Regions from separate parts of the Homo sapiens genome. Here region 1 is linked to region 2. Evidence: read pairs that join two places in POLR2A ChIA-PET (ENCODE). Cell type or tissue: K562. All regions are shown on one strand. Each heading gives the region's core, and the rest is flanking DNA. Links, peaks and the distances in the headings are about the cores only.

Region 1 (9,653 bases), core at 1,496-6,495, 280 kb before region 2:
GGACTGGGATGCGTCCCTTAGACTGGGGCTTTCTGGCCAGGCCTTGGAATTCCCAGCGCCTCAGGCTCCCGAATGATGCTGACTTCTGGGGGGTCCCCTAGTGGTTGGGACCCCCAGCCCACACTCTGCTCTCCTCTCCCCTCCGCTTCCTGCCTCTGGTAGACATGTCACCGGGATCCCCACCCCGGCCCAGCTTGTTACTTTTCTGCTGAGATTGGAGACAGGTAGGGTCTTGGTGAAGGGGGTAAGGATATTCCATGTTTGTTCCAGAGGCTTCTCTGGTAGCTGGAGTGTGGAGCTGGGTGGAGCTGCTCTGTTTACACGCAGAGGAATCATAAACAGAGGTGGAGAGGAAGTTAGCAACATTAGTAACAGGGTGAGGTCCTTGAACTTCAGATTCCCCAGATTAGTCCAATGAAGCTAACTGTCTCTAGAAAGTGGCTGCCTAAGGCCGGGCGCAGTGGCTCACACCTGTAATCCCAACACTTTGGAAGGCCGAGGCGGGTGGATCACCTGAGGTCAGGAGTTTGAGACCAGCCTGGCCAACATGGTGAAACCCCGTCTCTACTAAAAACACAAAAATTAGCCGAACACAGTGGCGCATGCCTGTAATCCCAGCTACTTGGGAGGCTGAGGCTGGAAAATAGCTTGAATCCGGGAGGCAGAAGTAGCAGTGAGCCGAGATTGCGCCACTGCACTCCAGACCGGGTGACAGAGTGAGACCCCATCTCAAAAAAACAAAACAAAACAAAACAAAAGCAAGTTGCTGGTTAATTCTGAAGAAGAACAAAGAAAAGCAGGCCCCAGGCCGCTCACCCCCACCCACTGCCTGTCTCACTAAATGCCTGCACATGCTTGTGTTGACTGGCAAGGATAACAACCTGCTAGGGGTCAGCAGTGGACCTAGACCAGAAGACTCCAGGACCAGGCTAGAACAATAGATAAAAGGAGATGAAGCAATACATTACTATGCAAAAGAGGGATACAGGTAGAAAACATTCGGTCAGAAGGAAGTGAGCGAACTGCCCCACCCGCTTCTCCACCAGGAAGCCTGTCCAAGGGGTGCTGAGAATCAGAGCAGCAAAACTCAGGGCAAAGTTCAGCTGCTGTGGAAGAGATTCATTCCATCGTGGCCATGGAATGCAAAGACAAGTCGGAGGGGACTGGGGACAGGTGCAGGGATGGGGTGTGGTCGGGTGGCTGGGAGAGGATTCGAGAGGAAGCCCAGGAAGGAAGGCCCTGGAGCAAGACTGACTGGAGCCAGATGCCCGCTGGGATGCCTCCAAACCCCAAAGCATTGAGCACTGAGCCTCAGTCGTCCAGGGCGGCCGGGGGAGCATCCCGGGAGGTGGGGACTGGCCAGCTGGTTGCTCACTTGCTGAGGTAGACGCTGAAGACGGGGCTGGTGAGGGCGCCCTCCTGCACCATGCCCTGCATAGCTGTGGTGGCCTCATCCACGGACAGAGCAGGGTAGGCCAGGCCCATGATGCCATCAAACTGCGCATAGACGAAGTTGGTACCAGGCTCATTCTCACTCAAGCCGAACTCCTGGTTGGGGACCTGGATGCTCTGGACCTAATGGAGACACAAACGAGGGGAGGTGACCAGTCTGACTCCACTCACCTCCTCCAGGTTCCCCTAGAGACTCCTCAAGCCTCTGTTCATCCCTTCCTCACCTCTGCCCCCTTCTTTTTTGTTTTGGTTTTCTTGTTTGTTTGTTTGCTTGTTTGAGACAGAGTCTCGCCCTGTCACCAGGCTGGAATGCAGTGGCGCAATCTCAGCTCACAGCAACCTCTGCTCCCCTGGTTCTAGCGATTCTCCTGCCTCAGCCTCCCGAGTAGCTGGGACTGCAGGCGCGTGCCACCACGCTCAGCTAATTTTTTGTACTTTTAATAGAGACAGGGTTTCACCATGTTGGCCAGGATGGTCTCTATCTCTTGACCTCATGATCTGCCCGCCTTGGCCTTCCAAAGTGCTGGGATTACAGGCGTGAGCCACCGTAGCCAGCCACCTCTGCCTCTTGACAGGTGTTGCAGGAGCCACCTCTCCTGCGTAGCCTTCCTTGACTGCCACAGCTCACCTCCTCACCCGTCTCCTTCTTCTCTGAGCTCCCCAGGCCTTATGCTTCTTAAGGAAAAGGACCATGTCCCTCTTGTTCAGTATGGTGCCCCAGTGCCTAGCACATGGTGGCCACCAGTGAGTGTTGGGGGAGTGACTGAATGGACCTGTCTTGTCCTGCCTTCCTGTCCTGCACACCAGAACACTAGCATTCCACCGTGTTTCAGGAGAGTCCATCTAACTGTCCCCTCCAGCTTATAGCTCACAGCCCCAGCCTCCACTCCCCATGCCCACTCACAGTCAGGGTGTCATAGCCAAAGAAGCCGGTGAGGCTGCCACTGCCATACTGCAGGGAGAAGGTCTGCCCATTGGTGGAGTAGGTGGACGACTCGCTGGGGTTGAAGCGGGAGTGACTGGCTGCAGGGGAGTCAGGGCATGGGGAGTCAGGCCGGCTGGGGCAGGGCTGCTCAGCTCTCAGGCCTGCCGGGTTCCCACCTCAGCCTCTCGCTCAGGCTGCGCTCACATCCTGGGACCTCAGCACCCCTGGTTGCCAAGTCAAGGGGTGGCATTGGAAGGCCCATGGGAGCTGGCCAGCCTTGTCCCCAAAGCCCCTTCTGACTTACAGAATCTTGGGATGCCTCAGGACTGTGGCCTCCCTGTGGACAGGTTTGCAGAGAACCCAGCCCTGAGTCCCTGGTCCCCAGCAAAGCACGTGGCTCACAGCAGTGCTGAGTAATTACTCATCAGATGAAGAAGTGAATGGGCCTGCACCACATCCCAGCATTCCCCCCAGCCCTCCAGGGCATCCCCAAGTACTCCCCACCTTCACTCATCAAGAAGCCAGTCATAACATAGGGTGGGGACATCAAGGGACCCCTTGGGCCAAAGGTATCAGGACCCAAACACCAAGGCTTCAGCAGGGACCAAGGCAACCTTAAGAAAGCAAACACTGCCTGTCTCCCAAAACCACTATAGTACGGAGCCCACATCCTATATTGTTCTGTTGTGTCTCTTGGAGACACTCAGTGAGAACTTAGTAAATACTGAGGTGGAGCAGAATAGAATGGAGTAGAATGGAGTGGGATGGAGTGGGATGGAATGGACTGGAAATTAGTCACATGGAATGGAATGGCACTGCCCAGAGTAAACAGAATGGGGAGAGTGGAATAAAAGGGAGTGGGGAGTTAGGGGCTGGCATAAGCAAAGGGATACATATTGGCAGGGAAGGCAAAGGGGCCATCCAGCTGCAGGACCAGCATCTTTCCTCTGGCTTGGGCATGCTGTGTGGCCCTGCACATGTCCCTGGTCCTCCCCAGGACTGAGCTCCCCTCAGTCCTGAGCTCCCTCTGGAAGTTTGGCCCTCCCCAGAGGGTATCAGTGCCTTGCCCTGCCAACCACCCCTCTCTGCCCAGCCCAGCACTCACTGCAGGCCTGGCTCTGGCAGTAGACAGAGGGCACCCACAAGTTGGAGGAGCCGGTGTCAAAAAGGACCAGGAAGTTCTGGGGTGGAGTCCCGATGCTGATCTCACCAAAGTAGGCAGCCTGGGGGCCATGGAGCAAGCTGTTAGTTCCAGAGGGATCCAGGGGCCCCAGGCTCCTCCATGGGCAGAGGAGTGAAGGGACCTGCCCCTTCCCTCCAGCCCACACCAGAGAGAAGGCTACCGCCAGAAAGGGTCAGGACTCACATCCATGTAGGCCATGGGCTCGTAGGTCACGCTGAGGTCACCAAAGCGGTACTTCCAAGCAGGATCATACTTGTGGGTCCTCAGGAACTCCCCCAGCAAGCCCTTCTCCTTCATGGTCTCACGGATAGACTTAAATTTCTTCAGGGGCACTCTACAGAAAGGTTGCATATGAGGCAAGGCCCTCCCTCCTTCCTCTCTTCCCACTCCTCTCTTTCTCTCTCTCCTTCTCTTAACTGCATGCTTCAACCTCCCTGCCACTCTGTTTGTTCCCCCTTGTCTGTGTGTGTCTTTTTCTCTCTCTCAGCCTTTTGCTCTCTGTCTCTGTCTGTCTGTCTCTCTGTGTGTGTGTGTGTGTGTGCGCGCGCGCGTGTTTCTTCCTCCCTTTGCCTCTTCCCCTCTTTCTTACAAAGCTCTTCTCAGCACTTGCTCTAAGATTCAGAAAACCATTCATTTCACCATGCATGCACTCCTCACCTCATCTCAAGGGTCCTCCTATCTCCCTGGCCCTTTGCTGTCAAATATCCCATAGATTCCTCCCCAGGAAAGGAAGAGGGACTTTAGGCTTTACCCTTTTCAGGATATGTACTTTTTTTTTTTTGAGACGCAGTTTCACTTTTGTCACCCAGGCTAGAGTGCAATGGCACAATCTCCGCTCACTGCAACCTCTACCTCCTGGGTTCAGAAAATTCTCCTGCCTCAGCCTCCCGAGTAGCTGGAATTACAGGCGCCTGTCACCATGCCTGGCTAATTTTTTGTATCTTTAGCAGAGACAGGGTTTCACTATGTTGGCCAGGCTGGTCTTGATCTCCTGACCTCGTGACTCGCCTGCCTAGGCCTCCCAAAGTGCTGGCATTACAGGTGTGAGCCACCGCACCTGGCCCAGGATATGTAGTTTTTTTTTTTTTTTTTGAGACAGAGTTTCGCTCTTGTTGCCCAGGCTGGAGTGCAATGGCTTGATCTCGGCTCACCTCAACTTCCACCTCCCGAGTTCAAGCTATTCTTCTGCCTCAGCCTCCTGAGTAGCTGGGATTACAGGCAAGGGCCACCATGCCCAGCTAATTTTGTATTTTTAGTAGAGATAGGGTTTCTCTATGTTGGTCAGGCTGGTCTCAAACTCCCGACCTCAAATGATCCGCCCGCCTTGGCCTCCTAAAGTGCTAGGATTACAGGCGTGAGCCACTGCGCCCAGCCCAGGAAATGCACATTTTTAACAGAAGATTTCAGGCCAGGCACGGTAGCTCACGCCTGTAATCCCAGCACTTTGGGAGGCCGAGGCGGGTGGATCACTTGAGGTCAGGAGTTCGAGACCAGACTGGCCAAGATGGTGAAAACCCATCTCTACTAAAATTACAAAATTAGCCGGGCATGGTGGCGCATGCCTGTAATCCTAGCTACTCGGGAGGCTGAGGTGGGAGAATCGCTTGAACCTGGGAGGCAGAGGTTTCAGTGAGCCGAGATCGCGCCATTGCACTGCAGCCTGGGCAACAAGAGCGAAGTTCTGTTTCAAAAAAAAAAACAAAGAAGATTTCAGAGATGGCAAAGTTCACCCCAGAGTTCCTTTCTACGGCAGCCCTCAGGCACCTGGCACCAGCTGGATGTGACAGAGCATGGAGCAACGGCAACAGCACTAGCTGGGACTCAGGACACAGAGTCCTAGTTCTGTCCCAGCTGCTAATCGCATGGCCTAGGCCCCATCACTGCTCCTCTCAGGACACCAGGACCACGGGAAGTTGGCCTGGGTGGTCTGGAGCACAGATCAGCTCTGGAGTTGGAACTTATAAATCACCGTTTCTGTCCCATCCTATGGGCTCAGTCACACCCTCGGCACTCTCCTTCCCAGACTTGCTTGCTGCCATTGCTTGGGAGTCTCTAGGGGTCCACTCTGGCCTTGCTCTAGGCTCCAGAATTCTGCTTAATCCCCATTCCCTGGGGACTCTGCATTCTCCAGAAATTCTCTGCTAAACCCCTTCACCCTGAGCTATGAAGACTAATTAACCACCTCTACCAAATATGCATATTGATAGGAGTTTCTGAGAGGAGCCAGCTCTTGGCCTCAGGAAGTACTCTTGGGTAGAGAAATAACAGGCAGGATGGCAGGCTGGGCGCCTTCCTGATGGCCTGTGAGCCATGCCATCTACTCCAGAGTTTTCTCCTGACCCCTCAGGTGTAGAGATTTACATTTACTGGTGTTTCTGCTTAGATGATTTTGGCATCTGCCAGTAAATTTTCAGCCTTAAAGCAACTTTTAGAGAGGATAGTGGATAAGATATCCCTTATCCAAAAAGGATTGCTCCCTTCTGTGAGAAGAATCCACACCTGCCATTCAAGGGCTGCTTGGGCAGTAGTCACCCTTACCACCTCTGTTTCAGGTCCATCTTTCCTCATCAGATGGGGGAAGGGATCGTGCTTTTCCCTTTGATAGGAAGTTTCCTGAAGGCAGGGGCTGTGTCTCCTTCCACCCATGTGTCCTGTCTAACATCAGCAAAGGGAGACTTCCCTTCCCCTAGCAGAAGTCCCAGAGTAGAGACAGGCAGGGTGTCCCCTGGCCCAGTTGCCCTTTGCAGGGCTTTAGGCTCCCATCCAGGCTCCCTGCACCAGCAGCCAGATCCCAGACTCACTTGACCACTGCTGCCTCCAAGAGCTGGAGGCAGACCAAGACCACCACCATCCACTTCATGATGCTGGTCCCCAACTGGCCACAGAGGAAGAGCAGCTCTGAGTTCTGCAGTCGCAGTGGAGTGAAGACCTGGGCACTCTTTCCTCTTTTATACGCCCAAGATTAGTCTAATCGCTGCCTCCCTGCCCTGGGCAGCCATGACCTCAACCCAGGGTGTACCCTGTGCTTCGTGTATCGTTTCTGTGTATTTTTCCTTCTTGAGGGTGGCCGCAACAGACTTTCATCTTATTGACTTTTTGGTTCAAGCATCGGAGGCCAGGAGGTGCAAGCGATAAGAGAGAAAGTTGCCGTAAGATGGAGTGGTGAAGATTACGTCTTGTTCCCAAACCAGAGGCATAATGTGTGCATTTAGGGACGAGGGCCAGAAAAAGGTAGAGGCAGAGTGCTGGGATAGATAGGATCTATAGCCAGGGTTTCGCAACCTCAGTGCTGTCGACATTTTGGAACAAATAGTTCTTTGTTGTGGGCCCCATCCTGTGTACTATAGAATGTTTAACAGCATTCCTGGCATCTACCGACTCGATGCCAGGAGCAGTCCACCCATTGTGCCAACCAAATATATCTCCAGGCACTGCTAAGTGTCTTCTGGATGGGCAAAATCATTGAGAACTGCTTGTCTCTAGGTTATGTACTTGAAGCTTTGACTCCACTCCTAACTCCTAGCACCCTCAAACCCTCAGGGGAGGAGATAGGGGTGTCAGGGGGTCAAGAGGTCAGTAGCTAGTAGCTAGGATGCTGGTTACAATGATGGTGATGGTGAGGGTGGTGCTGATGGCAGTGTCGGGAGTTCTGGTGCTGGTGGTGGGGCTGGGATGACAATGGCTGAAGTCACAGCTATTTGAGCAGCTTCAGAGGCTTTCAAGGTCAAACAGGACATTTGGAGAAATGCTTGTCATAATTCAGCAAATGCTCAGGACACACTCACAGAGTAAGCCACACCAGCTTCTGGTTGTGCCTCTTGTACCGACCTAGATCAGAGGCCTGGAGCAGGGGCATATGAAGAGGGACAGGCCTGCGCCCTGCTGCTGTTCCTCGTTCTCTCTTCTGCCCCGCTGCGTCCCTGCTTCTGTCTTCAGTTCTCCTAAAGTGCCTATGTCTCCCATGACCCACTCCCAAGCCCTTGTGCAGCCCCCAAGTCTGATTTGTTAGTTCCTCTATCCCTCATCTCGGCACCCCCTCCCCCACCTCCCCCAACTCCCACCCCACTTCCCAGCTACCAGCTTCCCATTGCCTGAGGTGACCTGGAGCTGGCCCAGTGCCTGCTCACCTGGCCCAGGACAGCTCTCCATTTTGGAGTGAGTGGGAAAAAAATCCCCGTGCCAATAGCCTCTCTGCGACCTCGTACCCCACACTCAGGGCTCCAGGCAGATTTGTCAGGTCCTCAGGCCCCAGGCAGAAGGCCAGGACCAGATCTGTAAACACTGATATCATCCAGCTGGTGGGGGATTTTCCACTCTAGCCACTGCTACCCACTGCCCAGCCAGAGCCCTGGAGCTTCCCCAAGCCTTATAATGGGGGAGGGGAGGGAGGACTAGAAGTCAGCTGGGCCTGGCACAGAGAGGGAGGTCCCTACCTGATGGTGTCTCAAGCCAACTTAGCTTCCATTCCTCCCTGTGGTCCCCAGAGGTACATTGGACTATGAGGTGAAAGACAAGATAGGGAGTGCCTTCCCTGGGTTGAGGGGAGTCCCCATATTTGGGAAGCAGGTAAATAAAATTATAGGATCATTGGAATCTTTTTTTTTTTTTTGAGATGGAGTCTTGCTGTGTCACCAGGCTGGAGTGCAGTGGCGCGATCTTGACTCAATGCAACCTCCACCTCCCGGGTTCAAGCAATTCTCCTGCCTCAGCCTCGCAAGTAGCTGGAACTACAGGTGCGTGCCACCACGCCCAGCTAATTTTCTTATATTTGTAGTAGAGACAGGTTTTCACCATATTGGCCAGGATGGTCTCAATCTCTTGACCTCGTTATCCGCCAGCCTCAGCCTCCCAAAGTGTTGGGATTACAGGCATGAGCCACGCGCCTGGCCCAGGTCATTGGAATCTTGCCAAATCCTTTAATATAGCAGAATTCATGGGATCCCCTAAGTCATGTGAGGCCTCCAGATTCCCCAACAAAAGCTTCAGGGACCCTTTTCTTATCTGGTAGGACTCCAGGAGTCTGGCTGCTGCCAGGCTAACCTTCCGCAAACACCCAAGAAGTCACAACAAATCCCTTCCGAGAGTCCCTGATCGACTGCATCAAGCTAGGGCATCCCAGCTTGGCTGCCAGACCCTGGGGCCTACAGCCCCTGCCTACTCAATTGATCTTCTGACAGCTCGGTCAGATCCCAAGTCCTCTCCTGCCTGTGGTCTGCCCTGTCTGCTGCCCCCCATATCTGAAAAAACCCACATGACTAGAAGCTCCCAGAGAGCAGAGCCCATGGCTTTTGCATCCCTGTGCCTGGCTCAGAGCTCAGGAAATCTCTGAACAATAGATAGAGCTCAGGAGATTGTCTTGCTGGGGCTTAGTTATAGCTCCCACACCCCGTTATCCCAGGGCTCTGATTGCTAGCCTACACCCCCAGGAGATTTTGTCAAATTCTGGGTCCTCAGGTCCCCTCATGGTGGTGGTGCCCAGGCTTTTTCTTATCGCCTTCTAGTCTCATTTCCTTTAAGCATCACTTGCATCAAAACTCATCAGAAGCCCACTGCTAACTAAATAAAACTCAAACTTGTTATCTTGGCATTCAGGACATTCTCCATTTCCTACGTTTCCAAAATCATCTTCTACAACTAACCTACACTTTCCTTTCTCCCCAGGAGGCCTCTTATTTCCTCACCTCCATGCCTTTATCCATGCTATGCCCTCCATGTGAAATACCCTTCCCGAGCATAGTCACCTGTAAAATCTCCTCATCCTTCAAGACCCAGCACGAATGCCACAAAGTCTTCTCTGTTGAGCCCACCTATTCTCAAACTGACTGTTATTGTGGAGAATTTTGCTTTTGTTCCCTTCAGGTATTTATTTCATACCATCTTATATCCCAGTGACTTGCCCAAAATCCTATAGCTTTTAACTGAAAGAGGTTTCTTCCTGCACATGGTACCTTCGGTATCACAAACTCATCTTTCAGAAGATCTACAAAAATGACAAAATGACAATAGGAATGGGAATGTCTTTGGAAGAGGTGGCAACTACATAGCATGCACACTACCACTGCTCATTCATCATCATTGGCAGACATCACTAAT
Region 2 (9,653 bases), core at 1,497-6,496:
TGTTGGCGGGCACCTGTAGTCTCAGCTACTTGGGAGGCTAAGGCAGGAGAATGGCATGAACCCAGGAGGCGGAGCTTGTAGTGAGCGGAGATCACGCCACTGCATTGCAGCCTGGGTGACAGAGCAAGACTCAGTCTCAAAAAAAAAAAATAATAATAATTCACCCTGATAACACAGCTGGTGTGTGGAAGAGGCAGAGGGGTTTATGCGCCTCCAGTGACATGGAAGGAGAACCTGCATCTTGTGAGGATCTCAGTCCACCCTCAGTGATGAGGAGGGTCCCTCTCCTTAGCCATGCCACTGGCACTGTTCAGTAGCAGGAAAGCATGAAGTGACATTGCGAGGCTGGGGCCACTCAGAAGTCCAGGCAAGCAGGGCAGGCATGGTGGCTCACGCTTGTAATTCCACCATTTTGGGAGGCTGAGACAGGTGAATCACCTGAGGGTAGGAGTTTGACACCAGCCTGGCCAACATGGTGAAACCCTGTCTCTACTAAAAATACAAAATTAAGGGGCCGGGCGCAGTGGCTCATGCCTGTAATCCCAGCACTTTGGGAGGCTGAGGAGGGCAGATCACCTGAGGTCAGGAGTTCGAGACCAGCCTGACTAATAGAGAGAAACCCCGTCTCTCCTAAAAATACAAAATTAGCCCAGTGTGGTGGTGCACACCTGTAATCCTAGCTACGTGGGAGGCTGAGGCAGGAGAATCGCTCGAACCCAGGAGGTGGAGGTTGCAGTGAGACGAGATCATGCCACTGCACTCCAGCTTGGGTGACAAAGTGAGACTCCATCTCAAAAAATAAAGTCAAATAAAATAAAATAAAAAAGAAATCCAGGGAGGAAAGCAGGGCCTGCATGAGGCCATGCCTTGGGGAATAAAGTGAGAGTGACCCATGCACGCAGGCAGACAGAAGGTCTGGGATCTAACTGTGAGAGGAAACAGGGAGCCTGACAGCTCTCCGAGCAGGCCAGGGCAGGGGGACCTCTCTTCCAGCAAGGCCAAGAGGGGCCCAGGAAGCCAAGCCCCAGGGAGAAGTCTGAGAGACCAAGGCCTCACAGAGGAAGTGTCTCCACAGAGATTTCCAATTGCCACGCCACCTTCTTTCCTGGAGCAAAGAGGTGCAGTTGGTGAACTAGGGCCACGGGTAATGGGAAGAATGGGAAGGAGAGATCCCATCCAACCTGGAACACTGGAGGGACAGCTAGAGTTGGAGGAGGGGTGAGTGAAGACATCTCCCCTCAGCTCACAGAAGAAGTCACACACCTCACCAAACTGAGAAAAATCAGATTCCACGCCTGGTGTGAGAGGGAAGTGAAACCGCACCTCCAATGCTCCACTGCCCTCCCCTCCGGCACTCTGGCCCATCCTGCACCCCGGCCGCCCCACGATGGCGGGCTCAGAGGTGAGGGCCTATCAGATGCATTCATGGGCTCCCTTAGGGCCTTTTGGGCTCTGAGTCACAAGGGTGGCTCTCTCAGAGCTGTGATGGCCTGGTCTCTCCTCCCCAGGGAGGCAGAAAGGGAACCAGGGAAAACAAGGCTTATAAGCTACAGAGGTAAGGGACTGTGCCCATCTTGTTCTTTCCTTTTTCACACACACGGAACATGGTACCCGGTGTATCCATGGTAAGCACTTAATAAACAGACACTGAGCGGATGAGTGAATTAATGAGTGAGTGAATGAATGAGTCAGCACTGGACCCACAAGGCTGCCTGTCAGCCTCTAGCCACATGGAGATTCCCACCTCCAGAGAAGAGCTCTACTACGTATGTTCCCCAAACTCCCTGTCAGCTAAATGTGACCTGTGACCAACTGGTGATCAAAGGGATAAGCTATCTGTCAATTGTTAGGTCTCGTTTGAAAATAAACCTCTTTTTCCCCTATTTTTGACAAACCTTGACCTCCCTGCCTCGACCCTGCTCACATTACATTTGACCTTCTCAACGACCTCTCTAAGGGATGGAGACATGACCCTCCTCTACCTCATCAGAGAACAGCACAGACCCTCTCCCCCCGCCGCCCCCCTGCCAAGGGGAAAATATGGTGCTCCTCAATGAACCTCACCCTGATCCTACAGGGTGCTCCTGGAAGAAGGGCTCCATGATGACCTCCAAGGGGCCTCTGGTCAAGGCGAAGGAGAATCAGACCCTCCACCTTTGACCAGAGGGGAGGGAGTCCAGCGTGAGGGCATTAGCCAAGGGGGTTCTGGTCCCTCTGCTCTAGGCCCCTCACAAAAAGAAGTCCAGCTGGGAACATTTTTCTCCCAGCAGGTCCCCATAGGAAAGCCATCCTCACCCACATGACACAGGCTCCCCATACCCTTCTCATCTAGATCTCATGGCAAAGATTGCCAACTGTCCCCTAAAATCCACTTTCCCTTCTTGTACCTTTGGTACTAGAAGCTCCACTATGTATGTTCCCCAAACTCCCTGTCAGCTAAGTGTGGCATGTGATCAGCTGGTGACCAAAGGGATGTCATCTGGCAACTTTGAGGTCATGCTCTGAAAAGGAAGGGCAGTGCCTTTTCTTTCTCGTCACTTTCCTCCCTCCCCACTGGCTGGCTGACGGACCCAGCAGCCATGGTGGGATGCCATCTCCCACACGCAAGGGCACAGGAGGGGCTTGGGCCCTCAACACCACCAAGGGGTCAGATCACCCACCCGGATCTGTATGGGAGAAATTTCCATTTTGCTAAGCCACTCTTGTTGGAGTCTGTGTTACAGCAGCCTAACCTCCCCTAGTTCCTATCCCAGCCCATTCTTTGGTGCCAAGATGCTGATGGGTAAAGGCGTGAAAAAGGGGCCTTGTCCTCATCCATGTCTCCAGCCCTTCACCTCCATCAGGTCAGCTTCCCAAGTGTCTGAGTGCCTTCCAGGTGGTTAAGACACCACTAGGCCGGGCGCGGTGGCTCATGCCTGTAATCCCAGCACTTTGGGAGGCCGAGACGGGCAGATCACGAGGTCAGGGGATCGAGACCATCCTGGCTAACACGGTGAAACCCCATCTCTACTAAAAATACAAAAAAATTAGGCAGGCTTGGTGGCAGGCGCCTATAGTCCCAGCTACTCGGTAGGCTGAGGCAGGAGAATGGCGTGAACGCGGGAGGCAGAGCTTGCAGCGAGCCGAGATCGCGCCACTGCACTCCAGCCTGAGTGAGAGAGCGAGGCTCCATCTCAAAAAAAAAAAAAAAAAAGACACCCGACTCCACCCCCACCTAATGCCAAATGAGGTTGGAGGTGAATGTCTCTCTCACCATACCCAATTTATTCCTCCCTCGAACTGACCATTTCTCAATTGCGTATCTCCTTCCCTGCTCAGGAAACCACTGTACTCAGGCCAACCCAACCCATGGGGAAGGTGGTAAGGAGGGCAGAAAGTGTGTGGGCTTAACACCAGAGCCCAAATCTCCTCCTCACTGCTCACCAGCTGTGTAACCCTGGACAGATCTCTTAGCCTCTCTAAGCCTCAGTTTTTTTTGTTTGTTTGTTTGTTTGTTTTTGAGACAAGAGTTTTGCTCTTGTTGTCCAGGCTGGAGGGCAATGGCTCAATCTCAGCTCACGGCAACCTCCGCCTCCTGGGTTCAAGCAATTCTCCTGCCTCAGCCTCCCAAGTAGCTGGGATTACAGGCTCCTGCCACCACACCCGGCTAATTTTGTACTTTTAGTAGAGACGGGGTTTTTCCACGTTGGTCAGGCTGGTCTCAAACTCCCGACCTCAGGTGATCCGCCCACCTTGGCCTCCCAAAGTGCTGGGATTACAGGCGTGAGACACCACGCCCGGCCGCCCGTTATGAAATGGGGGTAAAAATTGCTTACAGGTTTGTGGAGAGAAGATTACAAACTTGTAAAGTCCCTAGCACTGTGCCTAGCATGTGGTAGGTGCTCACTAAATCGTGGCTGCTCTTACTATGATGCTAAGCATGGGAATACGGAGGACACAGCTGGAGAGGAGACCTGATGACCTCCCTGGTGGAGGGTGGCCAGGGAAGGAGTGGAAGAGAGAGCTGGGGAGAGGAAACTGTGGCCATAAAGAGGAAGAGAGAGGCAGAGCTGGAGGTGACATCAGGGGAGAGAGAGGAGTGGGTTCGGCGATGGCCATGCTGGGCGAGGTGTGGAGAGCACAGCTGTGCTATCTATCAGCTGCCTCCAGCTCAGACAATTCCTGTGCCCATCTCATTTTTGTCTGCCCATCGCCTCTGCCGGGTTGGACACCCTTACCACCACGGTCACCGTTGCCACACTGTCGGCTGCTATTTCTTGCCTCATCTTCCTTCCTGCTCATGATATGGCAGAAGGTGGCAAGGGAAGCAGCTGCCCTCCGCCAGCAGCCTCCCTGCCACTGAAGGCTGAAGCTGTCCACAGGCATGGGTAAAGAGCTCAGGCTCCAAAGACAGATGAGCTGGGTTCCGTTCCCAGCTCTAGCACTTAGGAGCGGGATGACCTCAGCAAGGGAGATGACTCAGCTAAAGCTTCAGTTTCCTTATCTGCACAGTAGGGATAACAGGGCTGTTGAGAAGAAGGAATGAGATTATGCGTGGTAAGCACCCAGCCCAGCACAATGTCTGGCACACAGCAAGTGTTCAATACACGTTCGTGTTCGCTATTTTCAAGGCCAAATAGGTTTGTGACCTGTGCAGCCACACAGGGTCCCATGCTCAGGACGGGTCCCAAACTTGGTTAATGCTCTGTCACCACCACCTTGAAACGGTTTTTTTTTTTTTTTCCTAAGAGACAGGGTCTCACTCTGTTGCCAAGACTGTAGGATTGCAGTGGCATGATCATAGCTCACTGCAGCCTCGAACTCCTGAGTTCAAGTGATTGTCTCACCTCAGCCTGCTGAGTAGCTAGGAATACAAGCAGGCACCACCAGCTATTTTATTTTTTAATTTTTTTTTTTTTTATTATTTTTTAGAGACAGGGTCTCACTATGTTGCCCAGGCTGGTCTCGAGTTCCTGGCCTGAAGAGATCCTCCCGCCTTTGCCTCCTAAAGTGTTGGGATTACAGGCATGAGCCACTGCACGCAGCCTTGAAATTCTTAATAGTTTTTGAACAAGGGCTCTGCAAACTATGTAGCTAGTCCTGGCTATTATTAACATATATTTATTGAGTCTGCTGGCTGGCAGTGGCTATAGAAGGGGACACCTGTCCAGTAGTTTGTTAAAGATGTGGGACATTAGACGGCCTTGGGAGCCTCAAAGGAGGGATTTAAATACAGTGATGTGGCACCATGCCAGGTTGCCAGCAATTAGAGACTAAGAGGGCAGTGAGACCCCCACACATACTCTCACTGGGGCCGGGCACAGTGGTTCATGCCTGTAATCCCAGCACTTTGGGAGGCCGAGATGAGCAGATCACCTGAGGTCAGGAGTTTGAGACCAGCCTGACCAACTTGGTGAAACCCCATCTGTACTGAAAATACAAAATTAGCCAGGCATGATGGTGCATGCCTGTAATCCCAGCTACTTGGGAGGCTGAGGCAAGAGAATCACTTGAACCTCGGAGGTGGAGGTTGCAGTGAGTCAAGATCACAACATTGCACTCCAGCCTGGGCGACAAGAGTGAAACTCTGTCTCAAAAAAAAAAAAAAAAAAATTCCTCTCACTGGGCACTGGGGATGGATGGGGGTGCCCTCCCTGCAGACAGCCAGGACAATGGGCAGCCTCTGGAATGCACCATGCCTCCCTATTTCAACCATTCTCCCACCAAGGGCAAAGATGTCCAATGTACCTGAGGCAAACACTCACCCATCTGCCCTGTGGGTCCAATCCTCTGTGCAACCAGGACAGAGGCCATGCACAGCTCAGGAATACAGGTGTGTCCACGGAGGCCTACATCTTCAGGATATGGAGGGACACGTGGTAAACCAGTGCTGCCCCAAAGCCCCTAGGTGCCCATGTCCATCTGGGTCTTGCCGCTCAGGTTGGAGCTGGTATGGGGGTAGCACAGAAGAAGGGGTGCTCATTATACTTGTGGTGGCCTGAGGGATTGGTCCAGCTCCAGGAGACAGAAATATCTGCTCCTTCTCTTAAATTTTAAATCCCAGGGTAGTATGTCTAGAAAGTAATATGGGGTGTTTGGGGCAGTGACTTGAACCCTCAGGAAATATGGAGCCTTCTGGTTGTTCTGTGGAGCTGGGGATACCCCTAGATACTATGATGAGGCTATGATGAGGCATGACCTCCCAGAGCTGTGCAGAGACCACCTCAGGAGGCACATCTGGTACCTGCTGTCTGTCTCCCCTACTGGACTGTGGGCTCCTGGAGGGCAAGGCCCACCCACAGTGAGGCTGACCAGATGTGCACAGACCCGGCCTCCAGGACCACTCCACTGTCTCCTCTCCATGCCCCAGGTCCTGCCTCGCCTTCCCCAGACTCACCACCACAGCCTGGCCCTCTTGTGTTCCCAGGCCTTCCTGGAGCGGCCCAGGGGAGAGTCTGAGGGTGGCCCAGCCCGGCAGGTGGAGTCCAGCCTGGAAGAGGCCCCTTTCCATCTGCCTCCGGCCACCTGTCCTGAGTACTCACTCCTTCCAGACAGCTGGAGAGCGGCCCCAGAGCCTCTGGCTCAGGGGACTGGGGGAAGGAAGGCAGCTCTAAGGGAGCTGAGCCAAGGCTGGAGGGGAGGCCCCTGGAGCGGGTGGGAACACTGAGTGTGCGTGGATGGGGGTGGGGTGCAGGAAGGCACTTGGGAGAAGTGGGAATTGGGGGTGGGGTCAAAGAGTGGAATGTGGAGCTCATTCTCCTGGGGGCACAGCTGTTTATTCTGATCTCCCTCTTCAGCTGCTGCATGTTCCTTATCTTGGGGCTCAATCCAGACTCCACCTCCTCCTCTGTTGCTGAGCTGGGGAGGCAGACTCTATGGGAGACTTCCTGCTCTGGCCACCTTAGTTCCCCGCTACATCCTGCTAAAAGGGACAAGGGGGAAAAGCAGGCCTCAAAAAGAAATGTGTGCTCCACTTCAGACCCACTCTGTGCCCATCCGTAGGTTATTGGGGCTTGAAGCTGAGTCATCTGCCCCTCACCTGACTTCACCCACCCCTAACTGCCATGACAACGGGAGCCGGTCACCCCAGAGTCACCTGGATACTTCACAACTTTACTGGTGGCCCAGGACTTGCAGGGCTGGAAGATAGTGCAGGCTTATTGGAAACGTGGGGCAGAGGCGGCTGTGACCTCACAGGGTACTTCTCTGGGCCTTCACACTGTACTCCTTCCTGCCAACTTTACTCTCGGCACCTACTGTCCCCTGTGAGATGCTATTAAAGTAAGAAGACTAATTTTCCAAATACTTATGGAAACACAACTCATGACATGTTTTTGATTTTTCATGAACATTTCAAAAAGTGAAAAAAGCACTAGAAAAACAAAACCCTTTTAGTTCTGCTCCCCCAAGAAATAACCACTGTTAACACTGTGGTATATTTCCTTCAAGTCTTTGTGTGTGTGTGTCTAAAATACAGAGTTGTAAATATATGTACAATTTTGCATCCTGATTTTTCTCTTAACGTTACCATATAATTTTCATGTTACCACATATATTTTGCAACTGACTCTTTTTTTTTTTTTTTTTTTGAGACAGAGTGCAACGGCGCGATCTCAGCTCACTGCAACCTCCGCCTCCTGGGTTCAAGCGATTCTCCTGCCCCAGCCTCCCAAGTAGCTAGGATTACAGGCACGCATCATCACACCGGTCTAATTTTTTGTATTTTTAATAGAGACGGGGTTTCACCATGTTGGTCAGGCTGGTCTCAAACTCCTGACCTCAGGTGATCCACCTGCCTTGGCCTCCCAAAGTGCTGGGATTACAGGCGTGAGTCGCTGCACCTGGCCGACTCTTTTTTAAGAGACGAGGTCTTGCCCTGTCACACAGGCTGCAATGCAGTGGTGCCATCACAGTTCACTGAAGCCTCAAACTCCTGGGCTCAAGCGATTCTTCTGCCTCAGCCTCCTGGGTAGCTAGGACTGCAGACACATGCCACCACACCTGACTACTCTTTTTTATTTCTTGTACAGATGGGGCCTTGCTATGTTGTCCAGGCTGGCCTTGAACTCCTGGCCTGAAGCGATTATCCTGCCTTGGCCTCCCAAACTTCTAGGGGTTACACACGTGAGCCACCACACCCAGCTGACAAGGTTTTTTCTGCACTTAGAATTATTTAATTAGGACAGAGGCTGGAAAGTGGAATTACCAAGGCAGAGGCCTGGGATCTTTTGCAGGCATTTGATTTCAATACCTATGGCCAATTGGTTTCTGAAGATGGAATTTAGCACATGAGAAGGCCACAAGCCGGGCACGGGCACGCCCGCCTAGACTGCCATGTTAAGTATACCACTCACAGTGAGGTATCTTTTTAATGTGCCCATGTCCTGTTACCTTTGGTAGACTTTATTCTTCTCTGGCTGTTGGGTGTCCAGCCCCCTCCCTGACAGCACAGCCACTTCCCTCTGGGAGTTCCGTTTCCCCTATTGTAAATCCAGGAGCCAGGCTGCCTGACCTGTACCACAGAAACCTACCCATTTCCACGATGTGCAGACTGGCAGAGGTAACAGCCAGCTGCCCTCATCTTCCTGTAGTTCTCTCTTTCGAGCCCCTGGCACTTTGTCCATTTCCAAGCCTGGTTCTGCAGCTTTCCTAGTGAGTCTATGAGTTTCTGACCTTCTTCTAATACATTCCCTTTGCCTTATATTAGTCAGTCCACTTCTGCTGATAATAGAACTTTGAGAGTGATGCCTCCCCAACTTAGTGCTTTTTAAATGGCAAGTCGTTTTACTGTTCATGAAGTCATGAAGCTAATCATGACCAGCACGTTTTAAAAATGAAACAGCAAAATAGAATTTTAAAACATCAAAAGTATATCAACTGTGGCCAGGGTAAGTATTGTTCAGTGAGTCTTGTTTTATAATATATTGGCCGGGCATGGTGGCTCACGCCTGTAATTCCAGCACTTTGGGAGGCCGAGGCAGGTGGATCACCTGAGGTCAGGAGTTCGAGACCAGCCTGGCCAACATGGTGAAACCTCCTCTCTACAAAAACACAAAGTTAGCCGAGTGTGATGGCGCACACCTGTAATCCCAGCTACTCGGAAGGCTAAGGCGGGAGAATCACTTGAACCCGGGAGGCAGAGGTTGCATTGAGCTGAGATCACACCATTGCACTCCAGCCTGTGTGACAAAGCGAGACTCCATCTAAAAAAAAAATATATATATATGTGTATATATATGCACACATACACACACACACACACGCACACATAGATGTGTGTTTGTATGCATGTGTATAAAATGAGTTAAAATTAAAACATTTCAGCTGGGTGCAGTGGCTAACACCTGTAATCCCAGCACTTTGGGAGGCTGAGGCGGGCAGATCACCTGAGATCAGAAGGACGAGACCAGCCTGACCAACATGGAAAAACCCCGTCTCTACTAAAAATACAAAATAATTAGCTGGGCATGGTGGTGCATACTGTAATCCCAGCTACTTGGGAGGCTGAGGCAGGAGAATCACTTGAAAATGGGAGGTGCAGGTTTGGAGGTGAGCTGAGATTGCGCCATTGCACTCCAGTCTGGGCAACAAGAGCGAAACTCCGTCTCAAAAAAAAAAAAAATTAAAACATTTTTAATTTAATTTTAATGCCTATAATCCCAGCACTTTGGGAG

Evidence for each region. Peaks named below come from ENCODE experiments on the same cell type or tissue, not always from the same donor. Only the 100,000 strongest peaks of a DNase experiment are listed, where the experiment ranks them.
Region 1: POLR2A ChIA-PET joins it to region 2 with 6 read pairs; 5 of 35 experiments call an interaction of 5 or more read pairs at or near these places.

The regions. Positions count from the first base shown.
Region 1 is chr6:41,740,915-41,750,567 of GRCh38, forward strand. PGC (progastricsin) reads right to left here and starts at 6,483. Exons shown (of 9, transcript NM_002630.4): 1 at 6,362-6,483; 2 at 3,744-3,894; 3 at 3,483-3,600; 4 at 2,357-2,475; 5 at 1,376-1,575. The coding sequence starts at 6,420. In K562, for the core only: no CTCF peak of the experiment used is centred there; no DNase peak of the experiment used is centred there; H3K27me3 peaks cover 1,854 bases.
Region 2 is chr6:42,024,265-42,033,917 of GRCh38, forward strand. It overlaps a transcript of CCND3 not described here. Among named protein-coding and RNA genes, the nearest start is that of TAF8, 21 kb to the right of the region's middle. RefSeq lists enhancers at 3,941-4,000, 4,241-4,300, 4,287-4,581, 4,327-4,621, 4,361-4,410 and 2 more. In K562, for the core only: no CTCF peak of the experiment used is centred there; DNase peaks (open chromatin) are centred at 3,281, 4,027 and 4,467; H3K4me3 peaks cover 1,281 bases.